Regions from separate parts of the Homo sapiens genome. Here region 1 is linked to region 2. A link is an interaction called in ENCODE POLR2A ChIA-PET data of the cell type or tissue named here. Cell type or tissue: CD4-positive, alpha-beta T cell. All regions are shown on one strand. Each heading gives the region's core, and the rest is flanking DNA. Links, peaks and the distances in the headings are about the cores only.

Evidence for each region. Peaks named below come from ENCODE experiments on the same cell type or tissue, not always from the same donor. Only the 100,000 strongest peaks of a DNase experiment are listed, where the experiment ranks them.
Region 1: POLR2A ChIA-PET joins it to region 2 with 5 read pairs; 5 of 35 experiments call an interaction of 5 or more read pairs at or near these places.

The regions. Positions count from the first base shown.
Region 1 is chr17:48,749,380-48,763,967 of GRCh38, forward strand. LOC105371812 (a long non-coding RNA gene) reads left to right here and starts at 3,049. Exons shown (of 2, transcript XR_007065830.1): 1 at 3,049-3,244; 2 at 3,736-5,335. It overlaps TTLL6 (tubulin tyrosine ligase like 6), which reads right to left. Exons shown (of 16, transcript NM_001130918.3): 16 at 12,855-13,594. RefSeq lists enhancers at 3,238-4,155, 4,208-5,197. In CD4-positive, alpha-beta T cell, for the core only: no CTCF peak of the experiment used is centred there; no DNase peak of the experiment used is centred there; H3K27me3 peaks cover 7,880 bases.
Region 2 is chr17:48,837,761-48,845,760 of GRCh38, forward strand. It overlaps CALCOCO2 (calcium binding and coiled-coil domain 2), which reads left to right. Exons shown (of 13, transcript NM_005831.5): 2 at 3,938-4,127. The coding sequence starts at 3,948. Among named protein-coding and RNA genes, the nearest start is that of CALCOCO2, 11 kb to the left of the region's middle. RefSeq lists an enhancer at 3,880-4,069. In CD4-positive, alpha-beta T cell, for the core only: no CTCF peak of the experiment used is centred there; a DNase peak (open chromatin) is centred at 3,731; H3K4me3 peaks cover 1,464 bases; H3K27ac peaks cover 1,396 bases.

The sequences.
Region 1 (14,588 bases), core at 1-8,000, 88 kb before region 2:
TCCGTCTATACTTATTGGAATTTTCCAGACAATTTTTCCTAGAGATGGAGGACAAAATGGAGGGGATGCCGAATGTCGACTATTGTCAGCTTAGATTTTTTTCTCTTACGGAATTCCGACCTTATTGAAAAAAATGAGGAGAGGTTTGTTTTGTTTCTTAATCATTTCTTCGCCATCTCTGACTCTCTTTAAGGTTAGAAGACACGGAAAAGTTCCACATTGGGCCGGGATGGCAAAGGCTGGATCACTGCAGAACAAAGACCTCAGTCCTCGCATCCCCACCCCGACCCCCGGCAGCCTCTTTCGCTCTAAGCCTCAGCCTAGGGCAAACTCCCCTCCGCAGGTCATCAGCCTCCCATGCCTGAGCCTCACGGAAAACCACTAGAAGGAAAGTAAGCTAGGGTCTAAGCTGTAGCCCCTCCAGGCACCTGGCTTGTTGACATTACCCCTTCCTCCCAAGCAGAGGGGTGTCGGTCAGGCAGAGGGGTGTCGATTGCCTTGGCCTCCAGTTCCCAGTGAACTAAGAGAAAGCAGCTGGTCCCCATTCCCAGCTCCTGGGACCTAGTGATCGCCATGAGCTTATGTATGTTCCTTGGAGGACAGGCGGCTGCTTAGGAGTGGGACAGTAAGGACTAGGCTGGGTCTGGAGGGCTGGCGGGGCAGGAGTTGGGGGCCAGGTAGGAAAGCCAGGGGTCGAAGGGATCGATTCTAGGGGCCGCAGAGGCTACTCTCGTGCTCTGGAGAAGCACCGCATCTTTCTCCGGACCCCCGCGCTCAGCCAATCGCCCCAAAGTCTCCAGGTGGGGGCTCCGCATTACCAGTCTTGGTCGCAAAAGCAGCCCTTTCAATCGCACCGAATTTCCCCTGGTGTGAAAAGGCGCCATCGCCAGCATTTTGCCGGGGTTTATGCCTCAATCCCGCATTCCAGCCACTTCCACGAATTACTTGGAAGACAGAATGGTTTGTGCCCATTTATCCTACCTGGAGCACAGACAAGAAACGGCCAAAAAATGAAGGCAGATTTTTAGAGGAAAGGCAAAGAGAGAAGTCGGCCTTACAGAGTTCCATGGCTCCGAGCCTGGTCTACCTAATGCAGGAGAGGAAATCACTCACATTTCCTGAGCATGCTCTGTGTCTAGGAACTTGCCAGCAGCTTCCAAGATGGAAGGGACTTCAGTCAGCCTCAAATGCCTCACCACAGCGTTTAAAGTTTGAAATAGAGGTAGACTTTCCCCCAATGTTTTGTTATTAAATTTTACCCCCTCAGAATTATTGGACATGGGGTACAGGATTTGGTAAATTGAATTTTTAAGTTTTTATTTAAAAATCATTTATGGCCTGGTGCGGTGGCTCACGCCTGTAATCCTAGCACTTTGGGAGGCCGAGGCTGAAGGATCACTTGAAGCCAGGAGTTAAGACCAGCCTGACTAACAAAACAAAAAATATTAGCTGGGGTGATGGCACATGCATGTAGTCCAGCCACTTGGGAGGCTGAGGTGGGAGGATTGCTCAAACCCAGGAGGTGGAGGCTGCAGAGCTATGATCACATCTGTGAGCACCCACTGCACTCCAGCCTGGATGACACAGTGAGTCTGTCTCAAAAAACAAAAACAAAAAAATTATTCAGATAATGATTTATTATTATTATTTTGCCAAAAGACTTCTGCCAGCTATGGCCTGAGGGGCTTTATCTTATTTCTGACTGAACAACATTTAACTTTTTGGTCCCATTATCAGGTTATTTCAGGTGAGAAAATGATTTGTCCAAACAATTGCCTGAGTTAGTGTAAACTGAACACTTGTGCTTAAGATGTCTGCTCCTGTCTAGAAAGGGAGGTGGTCCTTCCAGGAAGGAAGAGCTCCCATCTCCACAGCAGACATTTCCACCCTCCTTTGCAGGTACCAGTGCCCTTGGGTGTGCATGGATGCCATTCCCCATGCTTCCACTCTGCTTCTCTGTCTGCAGCTTGTCTTCCAGAGTGTGGGGAAAGAGCTGGGGAAGAATCTAAGGGTGGAGCTAGTGTTGCACGGTGGTGGCAGTGGGGGTGCCCGAAGCAAGCAGCTGCAGCAAGACAGACCGGATTTCTAATGGCAGCTCCCTCCACCCTGAACAGATGGGCTGCAAACCTGGGGCCTTAACTCACATGGGCTTTGTCTACACTCCATGATACCAGGGGGAAACCAAAATCATCCTGATGCTTCTCATCAACTGGTTGTTTCAGTGTAGATGCTGTCTCCTATCAGTCTGATCCCATTTGTGGGCAAGATCTTTAAAAGCAAAGGGAAATAAGAAGCTGAGAATATGTTTTAATAGTAACAGTCTGAGTGGACAACTCAGTTCTTCCCTCTTCCCCTCATATTCAGGGTAGAGCGGGGAAGGATTTTAAGCTTCAATTTCTGAAATCATGTTGACCTTCTGCCCGCCCTGGTGGGTGCCACTGCACCTGTCCTCAATGTCCCCTTTCTTTCTGTTTAGTTTTACTGTTTCCTGGAGCTCTTCTGAGGCAGTCAGTGTCCAGGCAGGCAAGTGAGTTGTGGTGGGGTAGAGGGTGAGAGGACACTGTTAGACCACCTGGGTGTCACAGAAAGTTTGCTGCAGTCGAGAAGCCTGAAGGAAGGGTGGGGGCTGGGGTGGAGGAGTGTATGGCGAAAGACAACAGTGGTGTGGTGGAGTCCACTGCCTAGGAAAGCACAGACGCACCTCCAGGCGACCCTGCAGACTGGGGTCGGGAAAAGGACAGGCTGAGAAGTCTAGAAAGGCAAAGAAGTTAACGATGTTTGGCAGTCTGAGGTCTTATCAGTGTGTTGGGGTCAGGTGGGGGCCGAGGCAACAAGCTCAGGCAGACGCCAGCCGGGGCTGGGACGGTGCAGGTGAGGAGGGGCTGCCTGGGGGACAGCCCGCCTCACTGACCCAACCTGGGACAAGGTAGTGGCTGGGTTAGGGGCTGGGGTGTGTCTTGGAGCCCCCAGGTGACAGGAGAGGGAGGAAGGGAGTGACTGGTGAAACATTAACCCCCTCAGGGTTCTGAAGGGAAGGGGAACATCCTTAGAGGACACAGGGAGAAGACAAACGTCCCTTCATCCTGAGATTCACTTGGAAATCCCCTGAACTTCCAACTCCTGGCTGATGAAACGGAGCAAGTTGTCTCTGCCTTATGGCCTCCATCACCAAGCCTGAAGGAGAGTCTCTCAGCCCGGTTTGGGAGTAAACCCAAAACCGTTCATTCGTCAGGGAATGCCCCAGGTTGGTTCACGCGAGTTTTAAAATGAATCGGAGGTGAAATGGAGCTCATTACCCTCTCTTCAGCCCGACCCTCAATCTTTGGCAGCGAGGGGCAGTTATGGGACGGGGGGCGGGTGGGAAGAGCGCCCAGGGCCCCCTCCGGGTTCTCCCACGGTTTCCCGCATCTGGGCCTGGCCAGCGCCTTTGGGAGGAAGGGCCTAGGCGCGGTAGGGATGCCTGGGAGTCTAGGGAGTGGCGGGGGTGTTTCTTGGCCCGGCAGGGTGGGGTTTCCAAGCGTGATCTCCTCGCCCTGGCAGAGCCGGGGTGCCGGGTGGGGGCAGGCTCGGGGGCCTGCCTGCGGTGAATCAGGCTTGTGACCTCAGGCCGTCCAGGTAAACATCCTCTGCGCTTTGGAAACTGTTGGGACTAGAAAGGAGCGGGCGGCAGGGAGAGGGAAGGGGGAAGGAGGGATTCTGAGTGGAGGAGACCTCTGAAATCCTCTCTCCTGCCAGGAAACCAGGGCGGTCTTCCAAGCGGGCAGCCACGTTGCCTACTTGAGGCCAAGGCAGAAGCATCAATCACATGGGGCGTAGTTTCTGTCTGGCTAAAGAACGGCTCACGCGGACCTCGGGAATGCGACTGTGGAAACGACGGGGAAGCTGGAAGGGCTGGGTGGCGGGGGAAGCTGGAGGGCACAGCTTCCAGATTCCAGTTTGTTAAGAATCACCTGAAGGACGTTTCTCTGAAGGGAAAGTGGGCATCTGTGAAGGGTTAGAGGCACATACTTCAACTTTCCCTAGCACAAGAGTGGAAATCCATACTCCTTGGGGAGGGACTTTGTCACTGAACCTTAAGAAAATGGTTACTGGACTGAGCTTGGTTACTTATGCCTGTAATCCTGACGTTTTGGTAGATGGAAGTGGGAGCATCGATTGAGGCCAGGAGTTCTAGCCTAGGCAATGTAGTGAGACTCTCATCGAAAAGAAAATAAAAAAAAGAAGAAAGAATCTCGTGGCTGTCATTTTTAATGTTGCTGGTGTGCAGGGAGGCTGTTTTGACTCTTATTTCCATTCTTGGGCCACCGGCAGAGCAGGGCAAAGCTATGAGGTTACATAGACCTGGCTTAGACCCCAGTCCCATTCCCCAGCAGCTTCAGGCCCAAGCAACGGTCTCCATCTCCCTGAACACAGTCTCCTTATAGGTAAAATAACTGCAGAGTTGATGCTGGAATTAAATCAATGCAGTGGCGAGCCCAGCGCTGCAGAGCCCCGTGCTTAGTGACCAAAATAATGTCCCGCCTGCCTCATCTTCCTCTCGGATTTTTGCCAAGGCCAAACTGCGCGTGTCCCAGAAAAAAACCCTCGGACACTTGGCCTCTGCCCTGTCTCAGCCGAGTGACTAGGATGACTGGGAAGTGAATCACAGGAAAATCACCCAAGCCCACTCTTCTCCACAGCCGGTGAGCAGAAGGAAGGAAGCAAAGAAGGAAGGGAGGAAGGGAAGAAGGGAGAGTTCAGTTCCCTTTCGTCGTTCACACAGTGGTCCTCCACACCAGGAAACCTAAGGGCTCTGTGGAGGGCCAGGTGCCGTGGCAGCAACACTCCTCAGGGCCTGTTTCAGCACCCCATTTACGTGGCACATGAAAAATTCAGGATGAACGCCCTGGCTGAAAGCTCTTCCTGGGTTTGGGACATCAGAAGACCTTCCCGGGATGGGCTCTTGTCTCTGCAGTAGCTATGACCTGCACATAAACCTGTTTCCTACACTGTAAAATTGGCGTAACCACCATTCCCTCCCAGTCTTTCTCTGGAGTCCTAATGGGAACAGTGACGGAATGAAAGTGACCACGCTGGAACCCGAAGCGCTGTTCCCCTCCGTGGCTTCACACTGATCTCCACACTAGAATTCCGTGTCTGCAGTTCAAGTTCAAACTACTGTGGTCGGGGAAGGGCTACAGAGATCTCGCTTGGCCGTGGAGTCACCGGCCCCGTCCAGTCTTGCTTGGGACACATACTGGTTTACACTCTCTCGGGTTCAGTTTCCTCATCTGTAAATGGGGCTCGTATCCCCCTCATAAAGTGGTTTGGGGGATAATAAAGCTTGTAAAAGCGCTTTGCCCCAGTGCTTGGCACATAATACGCGCTACGTTAACAATGTCGCGTACACGCCCGAACCGGAGGAACCCCATTCCACGCTCCTTCTGGAACCGAATTCACCTCTGAGGCTTTGGGGCTTCAGAGCCGGAGCCGCTTGGGCAAAACCAGCAGAACAGCGAGAGGGAACGGGCTGGTCTAGCCCTGCCCTGAGCATTTCTACTGAGACCCCCGGTCCTGCTTCTTCCAGCCTCTGCTGGATTTCTCTCCGACCCCTCTGGAGCGAAGCCCTTTGGCCCTGCGTTGCATGCGGCACGGTGCGGGTTCGGGCTCTGCGCTGGAGCCGGGATGCCCTCCGGCGGAGGGTGCGCGTAGGCGGCGCCTGGGCGTGAGCCCCGCCTGCAAGGCTCAGCGTCGGGGAAGCACTTTTCTCGTCGACCCGGGGTCTTTTTCCGCCAAGGAGCTCGGGGCTCAAGAACTCGGGACTGGGCTGTGGGCGGGGCATGGTTTTCCTCTCTGGGCGTCCTAATCTCCAATTTCAGGCAAATTCGCTAGGAAGAACCTTCCCGAGCGCGCCTTCTCCAACAGGACCTCCAAGCCAGCCTCACGCACGCAGGCCTGGCTCTCTCCTGCAGAATCCCCACCTGCCCTATAACTACCCACTTCAGATATGGGGGAATGGAGGAGATATTCCAATCACGCCATCTACCTACAGTTTCCACGGCCCCTTCTGTTGAATGGTATTTTCCTTTAGGGTCCCTAGAAGCAGAGCAAATGAAAAGGCCAGGGGGAAAAAAAAAAAAAAAAGAAAGAACCGGTGAATTGGCTCTGAGCCCAATAAACGGTTCCTCTTTCCTTCTCCGGTCCTTTCCCTTCCAACAGAGCGATTGAGAAATCATTTCAATAATCAGCAAATCGGCTGGGAAATGGAGAACCAGAAGGGAATGTCCTATCCAACAGCGCTTTTTCTTCTCTCAATAGAAGCCCAGTCTTTCATTTAGATATGAATATAGCTACTGTGCATTTCTCCATTAATAAATATAAATTTCCAAACTAGGTGGTGAGGGATATGAATTTCCATGGTACATTGGGCCCTAGAGACACCAAGAAGCTTCAGGTCATAAGGGGGTCTATTCAGGCTATGTCCAAGCACAACCAAATTATGGCATTAAAAACAAGAGGTCTTGATTCAGATCTTTCACGTTTTAATAACAGAGGGGGATGCTGCTGATATAGAAAAGTGATTGAAAATATTTGTAAACATATACTTCTCACTGGACCTCCAGTCATGTTGGTGGGTGTGGTAGACAGAATCAAGTACGTCAACTAGCTGTTTTCTGGTTTAGAAACAAAAAATACCCCCAGCCCCACCCCCACTCTGGAGTCTTTGCTTCTCAACTACGAAATGGAAAAAAAAGAACTCAAGTCCCATTTAGACTGTGGGAGCTCAGCCCATGAAGGGACTGTGGGAATTGACATGGAGAGTTTGGGGTGGAGAGGTGGAAGGGTGGAGGAAATGAGATCGGCAGCAGACACTGAGTCAGAGGCCTGAGACTAAGGCCTGGCTCTGTGTCCTTGATATCCCCAAGCCTCAGTGTTCACATCTATAAGATGAGGATAATATTGATCTCACAGAACTGCTGTGAAGAATCAACCACATAATATATGTGACGATGGTTTTTCATTATCAGCCTTTCCTTGGCCTGGACCAAATTGAAAGGAGACTGTGGGGCCAGGCAAGGTGGCTTGGATCATGCCTGTAATACTAGCGCTTTAGGAGGCTGAGGCAGGAAGATCCCTTGAGACCAGGAGTTTGAGACCAGCCTCAGCAACATAGTGAGACTCTATATCTTAAAAATAAAATAAAATAAAATAAAATAAAATAAAATAAAATAAAATAAAATTAGCCAGACATGGTGGTGCATGCCTGTAGTCCCAGCTCCTCAGTGGGGAGAGTTGGGAGGATCACTGAGCCCAGGAGGTCAATGCTGCAGTGAACCATGATCTAGACACTGCACTCCAGCCTGGGTGACAAAGCAAGACCCCGTAAAAAAAAAAAGAAAGAATGAGGAAGAAAGGAAAAGAGAAAAAAAGAAAAGAAAAGAGACCGTGGCAAAGAAGGCAAGGGTCCAGCTTGGGCCCAGCCCAGGGATGGGTATGAGCATCCCCATGGCTACTTGATGCCCTGTCACGTGGGTTCAGCTGGCTTAGTCTCACCCTCTGCCAGATCCAGGAGGAAGTGAGAATCCATTACAGTGGGCCTGTCTCAGCTCCTGTTTGCTTTGGCCACAGCGTGATGGTGTCTTGCTGGCTTTGCCAACAGGATTTAGGTGTTTGCTCTCCCGCCTGGCATGGCTGCTAAGGCAGCTGGCATTCTGCTCCTGCTTATCATGCTGGCTGAGACTTCCTGCTGCTGCTGCTTCCCCTTTCTCAGATGGATGGGGTCCTATTTTATTATCATTGTCACAAGACTCCTATGCTTGAGAAAGCAGGGTGGTGAAAAGAGGCCACAGACTTTCCCTTTCAAATGGCTCCCCAAGAAGTACATACTCAAGGACTAAGATGAATCAGGAAGTACGCCAGGAAAAGAAATGAGACAGAGAGCCAGAAAAAACAGGCACTAACCCTAGATCTTTAAAGGACTTGCTTTGCTTTCCACACTTCTTTCCTCATGCTTTCTGAGGACAGTAGTAGATAGCGGGAGTAAAGGGGAAGGGAGCCCCTTGCTGAAGGTCACCCCACACCAGCCAGAGCCCACGGTTGGAGAGTCTTGGAGGAGAGTCTTGGAGGAAACATGATTATCAGGTGCCTGATGGGAAGAACATGTGCTCAGAATAATCACATCCCCTCCCATAGCCAAGGCAACTCCCAGAACCTCCAGCCACCTCCCCAGCACAGTGTGCATTCAGAAGACATGAAATCCCCTCCACATGACACACTACCTGCTTGGCTTTCCAGGCTGCTAGTGAATAACTTACAGTCATGGCTGGAGAATGCAAAATAATTGAAAGCAATGCTTAGTAAATTGCAGTTTCAAGGTCTTCATTGCCTTCCTAACAATTTGCAAAACTCATTTTATTGCTTTTTTAGATTCCTCGAATTGAAATACCACTGCATGCTGTAATTAAGCTAAGTGACATGCCAGCTGTAAAGGCAAGGGTTGTGAATGATTACATTCAGTTCATGTAATCATACAGGATGAGTGTGGGGAGGGAGCCTACAACAGCTGCCGGTCTGCCTTGCTTACACTCTCTGCCAGGGTGGAAGGAAAGCTGGAATCTAAACTCACTTTTTTTTAAAACAGGGTCTCCCTCTGTCACCCAGGCTGGAGTGCAGTGGCACAATCATAGCTCACTGTAGCCTCAGCCTCCTGAGCTCAAGCAATCCTCCCACCTCAGTCTCCCGAGTAGCTGGGACTATAGGTGTGCAACACCATGCCTGGCAAATTTTGTTGCTGTTGTTGTTTGGTAGAGACGGAGTCTCTATGTTGCCTAAGCTAGTCTCAAACTCCTTGAGCATCCTCCCACCTCAGTCTCCCAAAGTGCTGGAATTACAGGTGTGAGCCACACACTCGGCCTGAAGTCACCCTTTTAAGGCTAGTAAGAGTTACCCATGCTGTCTGAGGCGGCCTAATCCAGTGTGGGGTAAGCCAGGCAAGTGGTTCCCAAACCTGACTAAGCATCAGAACTCCCTGGCACAGCTTTTTATTTTTATTTTATTTAAGTTATTTATTTATTTATTTATTTATTTATTTATTTATTTATTTATTTTGAGATGGAGTTTCACTCTTGTTGCCCAGGCTGGAGGGCAATGGCGCGATCTTGGCTCACCGCAACCTCTGCCTCAAGCGATTCTCCTGCCTCAGCCTCCCGAGTAGCTGGGATTACAGGTGCCTGCCATCACACCCGGCTAAGTTTGTATTTTTAGTAGAGATGGGGTGTCTCCATATTGGTCAGGCTGGTCTCGAACTCCCAACCTCAGGTGATCCGCCTGCCTCGACTTCCCAAAGTGCTGGGATTACAGGTGTGAGCCACTGCGCTCGGCCAGGCAGAGCTTTTTAAATCCAAGTTTACCTCCCCCTTGCTCCAAAGTGACTAATAAAGTCTAGGGAGAACCACAGGTCTTTACAATTGCCCAGATATCTCTGAGCCTGGAGATGAGAGAACCTGCCCCATCCAAGATGGCTATTTTTAACAACTTGGTCTTCAGAAACGTCACTTTTGCACTTGGAAACTTTTCCTTCAGTGTTGCTTTCATAAATCTGTCTGGGGACAGGAGTTCATCCAACTGCTTTATGAACAGATACCTTGATCTCTATCCTCCCAAAGCTCCTTCTCCTAATGTTCCCAATTTCTTTCAGCGGACTCAGTTCCTTTGAAGCCTTCTTTATTGTTCCTTTATCCTCTGCCACACAGTCAGCTGCTAAGTCCCAGCTCTACGATATTTTTCTCACTTGCCTCTTTTTTTTTCTTCCAGCTTATTGAGGTATATCTGCCTCCTTTTCTCTCCCCCAGCCAGCCATCCTGATAGAGGCTGCAAGGGCTTGAATCCTGGACCACTGTATGAGACTCCCAAGCCCTCTCCCACCTTTGGGTCCCTCCCCTTGCCAAGCCACTCCACCATCTACTACTAGATTCATCTTCCTAACACTAAATAAAATCTCCTACTCAAAAACCTTCAGCAGTTTCCCACTGCCTGCTGAATTAGGTAAACACTACCCAGGATAACAGTTTAGATCCTCTGCAATATTTATTCATTCAGCAAATATTTACTGAATTCCTATTATGTCCTAGGTACTAAACTAAAAGCAGAGAATATAAAGATGTAGAGACATGGTACATTCCAGTGGACAGACAGCTGCACAAATTCATTATCATGAGGAGTGCAATAATGGCAATATAAACAAAGGGTCACTGGGTTTCCAATATGGTCTCTTAATCTATCTTTCCATCTTCATCTCCCAATTTCCTTTCTGATCCAGCCAAACTGGACTAGACCTTACTTTTTTGTTTTTGTTTTTGTTTTTGTTTTGAGACGGAGTTTCACTCTTGTTGCCCTGGCTGGAGTGCAGCAGCATGATCTTGGATCACTGCCAACTCTGTCTCCTGGGTTCAAGCAATTCTCCTGCCTAAGCCTCCCGAGTAGCTGGGATTACAGGCGCGTGCCACCACACTTGGCTAATTTTTGTATTTTTTGTAGAGATGGGGTTTTGCCATGTTGGCCAAGCTGGTCTCAAACTCCTGACCTCAGGTGATTCACCCACCTCGGCCTCCCAAAGTACTGGGATTACAAGCGTGAGCCACCACGCCCAGCCTAGACCTTACCTCTTGATCATGTTCAGGGTTTTTAGTTTCTTCCAGGCCTCTATACCTCAGTCCATATCTTATATCCACCTTTTAAAATCCTATTTATCAGCCTGGTGCGGTGGCTCACGCCTGTAATCCCAGCACTTTGGGAGGCTGAGGTGGGAGGATCACAAAGTCAAGAAATCGAGACCATCCTGGCCAACATGGTGAAAACTGTCTCTACTAAAAATACAAAAATTAGCTGGGCATGGTGGCGGGCGCCTGTAATCCCAGCTACTCAGGAGGCTGAGGCAGGAGAATAGCTTGAACCCAGGAGGCAGAGGTTGCAGTGAGCTGAGATCATGCCACTGCACTCCACCCTGGCGACAGAATGACACTCCATCTTAAAAAATAAAAATAATAAAATCCTATTTGTCTTTTCCTGCCACCTCAAATATCACCTCCTCCAATGAAGTGGACTTGGTCCTCCCAGCTAGGTGTGAGGGTGTTTCCTTCTCGTCTACTGACACTCTTTTTTAGTGGCACTTAACTCAGGCTAGTTATCTGTGGACCCGCCTTCCTCCACTGCACACTCTTTGGGAGCAGGAACTGCCACAGCATTTTTCTGTCTCACAGAAGCACTGTGCTCTGCACAGCCCTATGAGTGAACAGACAGGAGGTGGGTGGGGCTGGGAAGGCAGCCTGATATTGTGCCTTCTCGTTGGATAACCTTGAGCTGTTAAAGCCTCTAGACAGGATGTGCTACAAAATTTGGCAGGTCCACTAAAAAATGAAAACGCAGAGTTCCTTGTTCAAAAATGATTCAGAATTTCAATATGGTGGCAAATACAGGGCTCTTCTAAGTGCAGGACCCTGTGCAACTGCACAGATTGCATGTCCTGTCTCTAGGAGCAAAGGTGCTGGCACCACATGTCCCACAGACAGCCAAATAATTCTGGCATCGTCTTATTAAGATACTTCCTTTTTATCAGCTCAGGAATCTCGACTGGCTGGAACTCGTGACCAGGAAGAAAAGGGGAGAGATGTAGAGATTCCAGGAAGCCCCTTTTCAGCAAGTCTTACATCTTTTGCTTGGGCCAGGCTATGATCTCTGACAACCTGATGAGAACAATGGGAAAAGTGGCCTCACATCAGTCTGTTTTGAGCCTTCCGAATGGCGTCAGGAATGGGCTTGTGGAGGTTGAGATGGCAATTAAGCTTTTACTTGTCTGCTGGGATAACCAGGCCTTGGCTTCTTTTGCCATCCAGGTGGGCCTTGACTATTTACTAAAAAGAAAAGAACGCTATCCCGGGATCCTTGAAAACCAGGCTGACATGGGGATGACGTGTACATATGTGTGTTTCAGAGCTGGACACAAATGATTTGAGTCTAATGTCTCCATTCAATATCTTGGATAATTAAGGTCTTTTGCCTGAAGGGTACTGTGGGCTTCAAGCATCCCAGGTTCCCCTGACATTCTTGAGGCCAGAAATTCGTTCTATTGGAAATCCATAAGGCAAAGCCAGGTCAACACTGTGAAGCAAGCACTTGTCTTCAGAACTTACTTCTTCCACCTCTGCCTCATATGCCCCAAAGGTCTCACCAGGGATCAGACTCAGGAAGAGTGAGTGAAGCAAAAATGGATCACATTCCTGGAAAGGGCAGAGAGTGAGCTGGCAGATAAGGAAAGATGTTATGCCTGCGGTCTAGCCAGGCCCTGTGCTGGGCAGAGTTGGTGGAGTCAGTTGCCCAGACAGGGCAACGTCCACGTCAGGCTCTGGGCTCCTAGCAAGGAGGGCAGGGCTTACTGTAGACCATTTGTCCCAAGAAAGTCTTCAAAGCTTCCTATTTTTAATGTATTTGGAGCTTTTTTTTTTAGACGGAGTCTCACTCTGTTGCCCAGGCTGGAGTGCAGTGGCGCGATCTCAGCTCACTGCAACCTCTGCCTCCCAGGTTCAAGCGATTCTCCTGTCTCAGCTTCCTGAGTAGCTAGGACTACTAGCTACCATGCCCGCCACCATGCCTGGCTAATTTTTGTATTTTTAGTAGAGACGGGGTTTCGCCATGTTTGCCAAGCTGGTCTTGATCTCCTGACCTTGGGTGATCTGCCTGCCTCAACCTCCCAAAGTGCTGGGATTACATGCATGAGCCACTGCGCCCAGCCTGGAGCTTTCTTAGTGAGGGGTACTCAGGATAACTGTCTCCCCACAACCCTCCTTTCCCATTATCCCTCCAAATCAGGCTCCTCCTCCTGGCAGTAAGCATGGCAATTTCTTTTATTAATGGATGCCTGAAGGGAAAGTGTAACATTTCTGCAGGCTGATAGAAGAAGCATCTTCAGGCTGGGTACTCTCGCCTCACCTCTGTTTTCACTGGTGAGATTAAGTTGGGCTGGTGAGGGAGGTCACCAGAGGATGCTCGGGCACTGAGGTGGCAAGTCTTTGGGCTGGTGGGGATGGGCGGAGGTCGGGCCTTGACCTTGTGAAGTTGCAGCTGCCTCAGTTCTCTCACTCAGGGCTCAGAGTTATGCACCATGCCCATCCCTGACCTCATCTTTTATCTTGGAGACGAAGACCAACTGGCATAGTTCTGTTGGTGGACTGAGGGCTTTTGACTCCTGGAAATCATGAGTCCTTCTCTGAAACACTACTCCCGAAGTTGCTTTATCTGGGGGAGTATTCTGGATGATGGTGCCATGTGAAGAACCCAGAGAAGTGCCACTGGTACGGCAACTGGAGTGTGTCCTGGGGCAGCACCAATCCAACCCCAGAAATCATGGTCCTGTAGCACTGTAAGCTAACTGGGAGGGAACAGAGGCAGGGCTGTTGGCCCCATTGCTGCTACTAGGAACTAATGGAAGACCAGTATATCTAGATGAGCAAACAAAACTTCAGTTGATTCTGTGAACACTGGAGACACTGTCGGAAGAGACACATTGTTTCCTGCAAGTTAAGAGGTAGGAAGGGAAAAGTGGCAGAGATCCAGTCTGATTCTGGAAAAAAAAAATTTTTTTTTTAGATTTTCCTTTAAAATGGCCTCCAGAATATTAAAGTCAATGAACTCATCATCACCATTCCTATCTAGTGGATCAAGAGACGCTTAGGTGACTTATATCTGTAGTCACCAGAAACTCATTCTACCTACACAACATTCATCTTCCTGTAGCCTTCTTGCCTGAAATATTGGATATGGATCATTTAAGAGCAGCCAAGATGGCTGGCTGGAGAGAATGTTATAGTGGTTAAGAAGCTGTATGCCCTTGGACAAGTTACTCAACCTCTCTCAGCCTTGGTTTCCCCATTTGGAAAGAGACAACAACAATGCCCCGAGGACTGAGACAATATATGCAAAGCTTTTAGTACACCAGTGGGAAGTGTGTCTTGGGCCAGTTCACGCTGGGCTCATCACCATCAGCACAATATCATCCTCATCAGCAATAGCATCACCATCATTGCAGGTACCATTGATTCAGTAAGATGCCAGGCATCCCACTTTACCAAGCCATGAGTCATCCTTAAAATCCTACAAAATGAGGCCAGGCACAGTGGCTCATGCCTGTAATCCCAGCTCTTTGGGAGGCTGAGGCAGGTGGATCACTTGAGGTCAAGAATTTGAGACCAGCCTCGTCAACATGGAGAAACCCCATCTCTACTAAAGCTACATCCAAACATTAGCCAGGAACAGTGGCACACCTGCAGTCTCAGCTACTCAGGAGGCTGAGGCAGGAGAATCAGTTGAACCTGGGAGGTGAAAGTAGCAGTGAGCCAAGATCACACCACTGCATTCCAGCCTGAGCGACAGAGCAAGACTCTGTCTCTAAAAACAAAACAAAACAAACAAACAAACAAAAAAACAGAAAGAAAAAGTTAGCTAGCGGGAGGCTGAGGCAGGAGAATAGCTTGAACCTGGGAAGCAGAGGTTGCAGTGAGCTGAGATCGCGCCACTGCACTCCAGCCTGGGCAACGGAGGGAGACTCCAAAAAGAAA
Region 2 (8,000 bases), core at 1-8,000:
AGACAGTTTAGTGCTCCAAAGTCCTGTTGCCTTCTTTATGAAAAAACTGACTTCTGGGGAGTTGGAAGAGCAGGCCTGGTTGCTTAGACTTCAAAGTAAAACCAGTAAATAGATAGGATGGGGCTAGAATAAGTATTATGGTTGTTTGGGAGGTCTTGTTTTTTTGGTTATTGTACTTATTTATTTTTAAAAATTATATGTGTGCCAGCCGGGCGCGGTGGCTTACATTGAAGCAGGAAGAGCCACAGACAAAACTCCTCAGACACCGAGTTAACGAAGGATGGGGTTTATTAGGCCGGGGGCATCAGCAAGACTCCTGTCTCAAGAGCTGAGCTCCCCGAGTGAGCAATTCCTGTCCCTTTTAAGGGCTAACAACTCTAAGGGGGTATGCGTGAGAGGGTCGTGATCAATTGAGCAAGCAGGGGGTACATGACTGGGGGCTGCATGTGTCGGTAATTAGATCGTCACAAAACAGGATAGGGATTTTCACAGTGCTTTTCTATACAATGTCTGTAATCTATAGATAACATAACCAATTAGGTCAGGGGTCGATCTTTAACTACCAGGCCCAGGGTGTGGCGCCGGGCTGTCTGCTTGTGGATTTCATTTCTGCCTTTTAGTTTTTACTTTTTTTTTCTTTGGAGACAGAAATTGGGCATAAGACAACATGAGGGGTGGTCTCCTCCCTTAATGTCTGTAATCCTAGCACTTTGGGAGGCCGAGGTGGGCTCATCACGAGGTTAGGAGATCGAGACCATCCTTTCTAACACGGTGAAACCCTGTGTCTACTAAAAATTCAAAAAACTGGCCGGGCATGGTGGCAGGCGTCTGTAGTGCCAGCTACTCGGGAGGCCGAGGCAGGAGAATGGCATGAACCTGGGAGGCAGAGGTTGCAGTGAGCCGAGATCGCGCCACTGCACTCCAGCCTGGGGGACAAAGCGAGACTCTGTCTTAAAAAATATATATATATATAACAATTACATGTGTGCCTGTATGTGTACACAATCTTCCAGCATATACCAATAGCTGAATTTGTAAGATATTATATAGTATTTGCATGTGTATAGCTCTTTCTTCATCTTCTGTGTACAACTGAAATATTTTTTTCATGTCCTAGTAAAACCCTAAATTGAGAATTACGGACTCACTAAATGTTAGACCAGCTAGTCATTTAGAAAACAGTGCATGTGATTTGTTTAAGGGGCAGGAAGTATTAGGTGTCAACAATTAAAATCACTTTGTTTCTTTTTTTTTTTTGAGACGGAGTCTCACTCTGTGTCCCAGGCTGGAGTGCAGTGGCGCAATCTGGCAATCTTGGCTCACTGCAAACTCGGCCTCCCGGGTTCCTGCCATTCTCCTGCCTCAGCCTCCTGAGTAGCTGGGACTACAGGCACCCGCCACCACGCCCGGCTAATTTTTTGTGTTTTTAGTAGAGACGGGGTTTCACCATGTTAGCCAGGATGGTCTCAATCTCCTGACATCATGATCCACCCACCTCTGCCTCCCAAAGTGCTGGGATTACAGGCATGAGCCACTGTGCCCGGCCCACTTTGTTTCCTTTATGTACTGTTTTTGACTCCAAAATGGTTTCTCTTTTTTTTTTTTTTTTTGACAGTCTCACTCTGTCCCCCAGGCTGGAGTGCAGTGGCATGATCTTGGCTCACTGCAACCTCTGCCTCCTGGGTTCAAGCGGTTCTCCTGCCTCAGCCTCCTGAGTAGCTGGGATTACAGGTGCCTGCCATCGTGCCCGGGTAATTTTCGTATTTTTAGTAGAGACAGGGTTTCACAATGTTGGCCAGATTGGTCTCGAACTCCTGACCTCAGGTGATCCACCTGCCTCAGCCTCCCAAAGTGTTGAGATTACAGGTGTAAGCCACAGTGCCCGGCCTTTTTTCTTTGCTTTGCTTTGCTTTTTTTTTTTTTTTTTTTTTTTTAAACGGAGTTTCACTCTTCTTGCCCAGGCTAGAGTGCAGTGGCATGATCTTGGCTCACTGAGACCTCCGCTCCCAGGTTCAAGCAATTTTCCTGCCTCAGCCTCCCAAGTAGCTGGGATTGCAGGCATGTGCCACCACGCCCAGCTAATTTTGTATTTTTAGTAAAGATGGGGTTTCTCCATCTTGGTCAAGCTGGTCTCGAATTCCTAACCTCAGGTGATCCACCTGCCTCAGCTTCCCAAAGTGCTGGGATTACAGGTGTGAGCCACCATGCCTGGCTTTTTTTGCTTGTTTGTTTTAATAGAGACAGTCTCACTATATTGCCCAGGCTGGACTTGAACTCCTGGCTCAAGCAATCCTCTCACCTCAGCCTCCTGAACAGCTAGGACTACAGGCATGCACTACCCTAGTTTCCTATTTCGTTGTTGTTGTTGTTGTCATTGTTATTGTTTTGAGGCAGGGGCTTGCTCTGTTGCCCAGGCTGGGGTGCAGTGGCACAATCTTGGCTCGCTGCAGCCTAGACCTCCCAGGCTCAAGCCATCTTCCCATCTCAGCTTCCCGAGTAGCTGGGACTGCAGGTGAGCACCACCACGCCCAGCTAATTTTTGTAGTTTTCTGTAGAGATGGGGTTTTGCCATGTTGCCCAGGTTGGTCATGAACTCCTGGACTCAAAAGATCCACCCGCCTCTGCCTTCCAAAGTGCTGGGATTACAGGTGTGAGCCACTGTGCCCAGCCACAACTTTCCTATTCTTGATCACATTTTATCTGTACTATAACCTAGAAAGGTGAAACACAGTGTATTATCCCCATTTATAGCTAGGGATCCAAACTTGTTTGCTGTCTTCCAAATGTGGGTTGCATTTTTCTGTTTCTTTGTTGTTACTCATGCTGTTTCCTTCACCTAGAATGCCCTCACTCAAAAACTCACTTGTCGAAATCCTAATCCTCTTTGAGGGCTAATCTAAGATTCTTCTCATTCCTTGAAGTTTTCTTTATTTTCCTAACCAGTTGCATCTCTCCCTGTTTTGAACCCGAGAGCATTTTGCACTTCTTATTCGATTCATTTGGCAGTCATTTGTATACTCCTCTATCCTCTCTATTGGATTGGGACCCTTTTTAAGGTTGTACCAGGAAAAAAAAACCCACAACTACAACAGTAATAACTATATAACTAACTATAACTAACGTCTCTTAAACCCTTTATGCAGACTCTGTGCTAAGTACTTTGTCATTCAACATGCATCAACTTTGTGTGAAGTGCCTACAATGGCAGACACTGATTTAAGGGCTGGACATCTTACATTATTTCACTTATGCCTCACAAAAAACTAAATGGGGTAGATGTTATTTTTAGCCCCAATTTACAGATAAGGAAACAGGCACAGAGCCAGCAGATTATATAAATTGCCCAATGCCACAAATTTAATAGGTGGTGAAGCTGGAATTTGAACGCCACCATTCTAATTTAGAACCCATGCTTGTCACTACTGCATGTCAAATAATTTTCTCTCATTCCCATCCCCAGGTCCTAGCAGAGTATCTTATGTATGGAAGGTCCTGATAATTATAGGATAAATGGGATTGAATATAGAAGATGAAATCCAGAGAGATGGACTTTCCTAAAGTCATAGGGCTTGTTGGGATGAAAAATCTAGAATTTAACAGTTCCCAGCTCAGGCTATTTTATCTAGGCTGCCTTGCTTATTTAAGTCATTTAGAGAAAGGGGAACTAAAGTAGCTATAAGCCTCTGTTCATGTGAGGGTTGTGGTGCCTGTGGTGAAGAAGTTAAAGATATTGTCAGAAAATTCTCGTAGCATAGGAAGTTGTGACTGAGATGGCTCGAAGTGAAACAGAAAGCAAGTTGTGTAATCTCAGTATTTGTCAGGATTTTGCTTTTCCTGACTTGCTTTGCACAGAATGTTCCCTGGATGAAAGCCCAGAAATCACCAACATTTCAGACAATGCTTTCTGAGCCTTACTCTGTTCCACATTTCATAACAGGACCCCTACCATGGAGGAGACCATCAAAGATCCCCCCACATCAGCTGTCTTGCTGGATCACTGTCATTTCTCTCAGGTCATCTTTAACAGTGTGGAGAAGTTCTACATCCCTGGAGGGGACGTCACATGTCATTATACCTTCACCCAGCATTTCATCCCTCGTCGAAAGGATTGGATTGGCATCTTTAGAGTAAGTGGTTAATTCAGTACCAAGTGATCAGGAACTAGAGGTGATTCTTAGTTACCTAACTGTGTGACTCTCTGTGTATTATAAGCATTTTGTATAATATGTGTTGGCAGTTTTTAAATTCTAGCCAAGCTCCACAGCACTTCTCTCTTCACACATTAATGTGTGCTGTGGGACTCAAATTTTCATTTCAGTGTCAAGCTAAAATAAGATGGCAAATCATATAATCCTCAAATTTTGTTATGCTTTTTTTTTTGCTTTTTTCTTTTCTTTTTTTTTTTTTTTTTTTGAAATAGAGTCTTGCTCTGTCACCTAGGCTGGAGTGCAATGGCACGATTTGTCTCACTGCTACCTCCACCTCCCGGGTTCAAGCAGTTCTCCTGCCTCAGCATCCCGAGTAGCTGAGATTACAGGTAGCTGCCACCACATCTGGCTAATTTTTGTATTTTTAGTAAAGACGAGGTTTCACCATGTTGGCCAGGCTGGTCTCAAACTCCTGATCTCAGGTGATCTGCCTGCCTCAGCCTCCCAAAGTGCTGGAATTACAGGCGTGACCCACCACGCCTGTCCTTATTATGCTGTCAAAAACCAAATATAAATACTTGCTTCTTGTTGTTGAGATAGAGTCTTGCTCTGTCTCTCAGAGTGGAGTGTAGTTCACTGCAGCCTCAACCTCCTCCCAGGCTCAGTGATCCTCCCACCTCAGCCTTTTCAGTAGCTGGGACTACAGGTATGCAGAACAATGCCTAACTGATTTCTTTCTTTTTTTTTTTTTCTTTGAGACGGAGTCTCATTGCCCAGGCTGAAGTACAGTGGTGCAATCTCGGCTCACTGCAACCCCCACCTCCCAGGTTCAAGCGATTCTCCTGCCTCAGCCTCCAGAGTAGCTGGGATTATAGGCGAATGCCACCACACCCTGCTAATTTTTGTATTTTTAGAAGAAACCAGGTTTCACCATGTTGGTCAGGCTGGTCTTGAATTCCTGACCTTGTGATCTGCCCGCCTCAGCCTCCCAAATTAAATGCTTTTTACATGATCCTATTTTGAAATATTTATGTATGACTTGACTGAGATGGCTGACCTCATATGTCATTTCTGAGACTAAACATTACTTCCTTACTTGGTATGATGTTTAGTTTGTTTTGATACAAATACCTCAAATCTGGAAAGGATATTGAGGATATTGACATCCTGTATCCAAAAAGTTTATTCCTGAATAAGTGCGTCTGACTACTTTATAATGATTTCCAAGGACTGAAAGTTTATGAGCTCTCTTAGTGACCTCTTCCAGTGTCTGATCACCCCGTCAGTTCAAGTACAGAATGGTATTTTTAAATTTTAATTAGCTTACTCTCTATGTCCCCTTTGCCCTCCCATCCGTGTCTTTCCCTCTTATACATCTCACATACACCATAATGACAAATCTTCTTATTTCCAGAGACAAGAAATAAAGGTCAAATTTAATTAATTTACACTGCCAACTCCCAACGTCAGTGACCTTTGGTTTGACACCTCAGTATGTCATGTGCCTATTTGCCAGTGCTATTCATCCTGAAATCAGACACCATTCTCAACTGCACTGTGAAGGAGCTGTTGCTTATTTATATCCTTCATTGAATTCCTTTTCCATAATTGTTTGGAACATCAAGCTTATTGATGAGCAACGGAAGCTGGAGGTAACAAGACTGGTGTTTGGAGATAGGGATTGTGGCCAACCAGCAGGACACTGGCAAGTATCATGACAGCTGTTGAGACTGCAAGGTGTTGAATCATCAGACTAAAAGGCGTGCCAACCCACCAGAGTGTTTTCTGTCTTAGAAAGAAGATGGTAGTTGTTTTTCTTCCTCATATGTAGCAAAGCGTATAGGTCACATTGCCTGGTAAGAGTTTTCTGCAATGGAGCTGTAGCTTCACTGTCTAGTACAGCTGCTACTAGCCACATGTGGCTGTTAAGCACTTGAAATGTGGTTAGTGTGACTAAGTAACTGGATTTAATTTAATTTAATTTATTTATTTAGAGACAGAGTTTCGTTCTGTTGCCCAGGCTGGAGTGCAATGGCGCAATCTCGGCTCACCGCAACCTCCGCCTCCCAGGTTCAAGCGATTCTCCTGCCTCAGCCTCCCGAGTAGCTGGGATTACAGGCATGTGCCACCACGCCTGGCTAATTTTGTATTTTTAGTAGAGATAGGGTTTCTCCATGCTGGTCAGGCTGGTCTCGAACTCCCCACCTCAGGTAATCCGCCTGCCTCGGCCTCCCAAAGTGCTGGGATTACAGGTGTGAGCCACCGCACCCGGCCTGAGTAACTGGATTTTAAATTTTACTTAATGTTAATTAAAGTTTAAATAGCTTCATGTGGCTAGTGGCTATCATTGGTTAATGCAGGTACAGATCATGAAAAAGAGAATGATTCAAAAATTACTTACCAGACTTTAAAACGTAGTTTATAACGTCTTTTTTTTTTCTTTTTGGAACATCGTTATATTTCTATTTTGCTTAGACTGGTTGTATTCCCCCAAGCGCTTAGCAACCACCAGTAAAGACTTCACCATATATCATATGAAAATCTTGGGCGTTTTTCTTTTTTTAAGATGGAGTTTTGCTCTTGTCACCCAGGCTGGAGTGCAATGGCGCGATCTTGGCTCACTGCAACCTCTGCCTCCCTGGTTCAAGCGATTCTCCTGCCTCAGCCTCCCAGGTAGCTGAGATTACAGGCACCCCGCCTCCCCAGTTCAAGCGATTTCCTGTCTCAGCCTCCCGAGTAGCTGGGATGACAGGGACCCACCACCATGCGCAGCTAATTTTTGTATTTTTAGTAGAGACAGGGTTTCATCACGTTGGCCAGGCTGGTCTGGAACTTCTGACCTCAGATGATGCACCCACCTCAGCCTCCCAAAGTGCTGGGATTACAGGCGTGAGCTACCGCGCCCGGCCAATCTGGGGCCTTTTAAAAACAAGTGTTTAAAAATATTTTGTCCAGGTGCGGTGGCTCACGCCTGTAATCCCAGGAGGGAGGCCAAGGCAGATGGATCACTTAAGGTCAGGAGTTCAAGACCAGCCTGGCGAACATGGTGAAACCCCATCTCTACTAAAAATACAAAAATTAGCCAGGCGTGGTGGCACCCACCTGTAGTCCCAGCTACTCAGGAGGCTGAGGCAGGAGAATTGCTTGAACCCAAGAGGCAGAGGTTGCAGTGAGCCAAGATTATGCCACTGCACTCCAGCCTGGGCAACAGAGCAAGACTCCATCTCAAAAAAAAAATTTTTTTTAAAGATGTATCTATATTTGGAATGCTTCATACATTTCAGAGGTATTACCATACCCCAATAAAGAAATAATCGTTAATCTGAAGAAGGGCTTCTAATGTCCCTTGTCCATAAAGCTATTGACTTGAATACCTACCCTGAGGACACACTATGCTAGGCCTATGTTGAGGGTGTGTGTGTGTGTGTGTGTGTGTGTGTGTATTGCCTAATTAAATCCTCACTGTGTGTGTGTGTGTGTGTGTGTGTGTGTGTGTGTGTGTGTGTGTGTGTGTATTGCCTAATTAAATCCTCACAGTGGGCCAGGTGCTGTGGCTCATGCCTGTAATCCCAGCACTTTAAGAGGCCGAGGCAGGTGGATCACCTGAGCTAGGGAGTTCAAGACCAGCCGGACCAACATGGAGAAACCCTGTCTCTACTAAAAATACAAAATTAGCCAGGCGTGGTGGCACATGCCTGTAATCCCAGCTACTTGGGAGGCTGAGGCAAGAGAATCCCTTGAACCCAGGAGGCGGAGGTTGCAGTGAGCCAAGATCATGCCATTGCACTCCAGCCTGGGCAACAGAGCGAGACTCCATCTCAAAAAAAAAAAAAAAAGAAAAGAAAAGAAAGA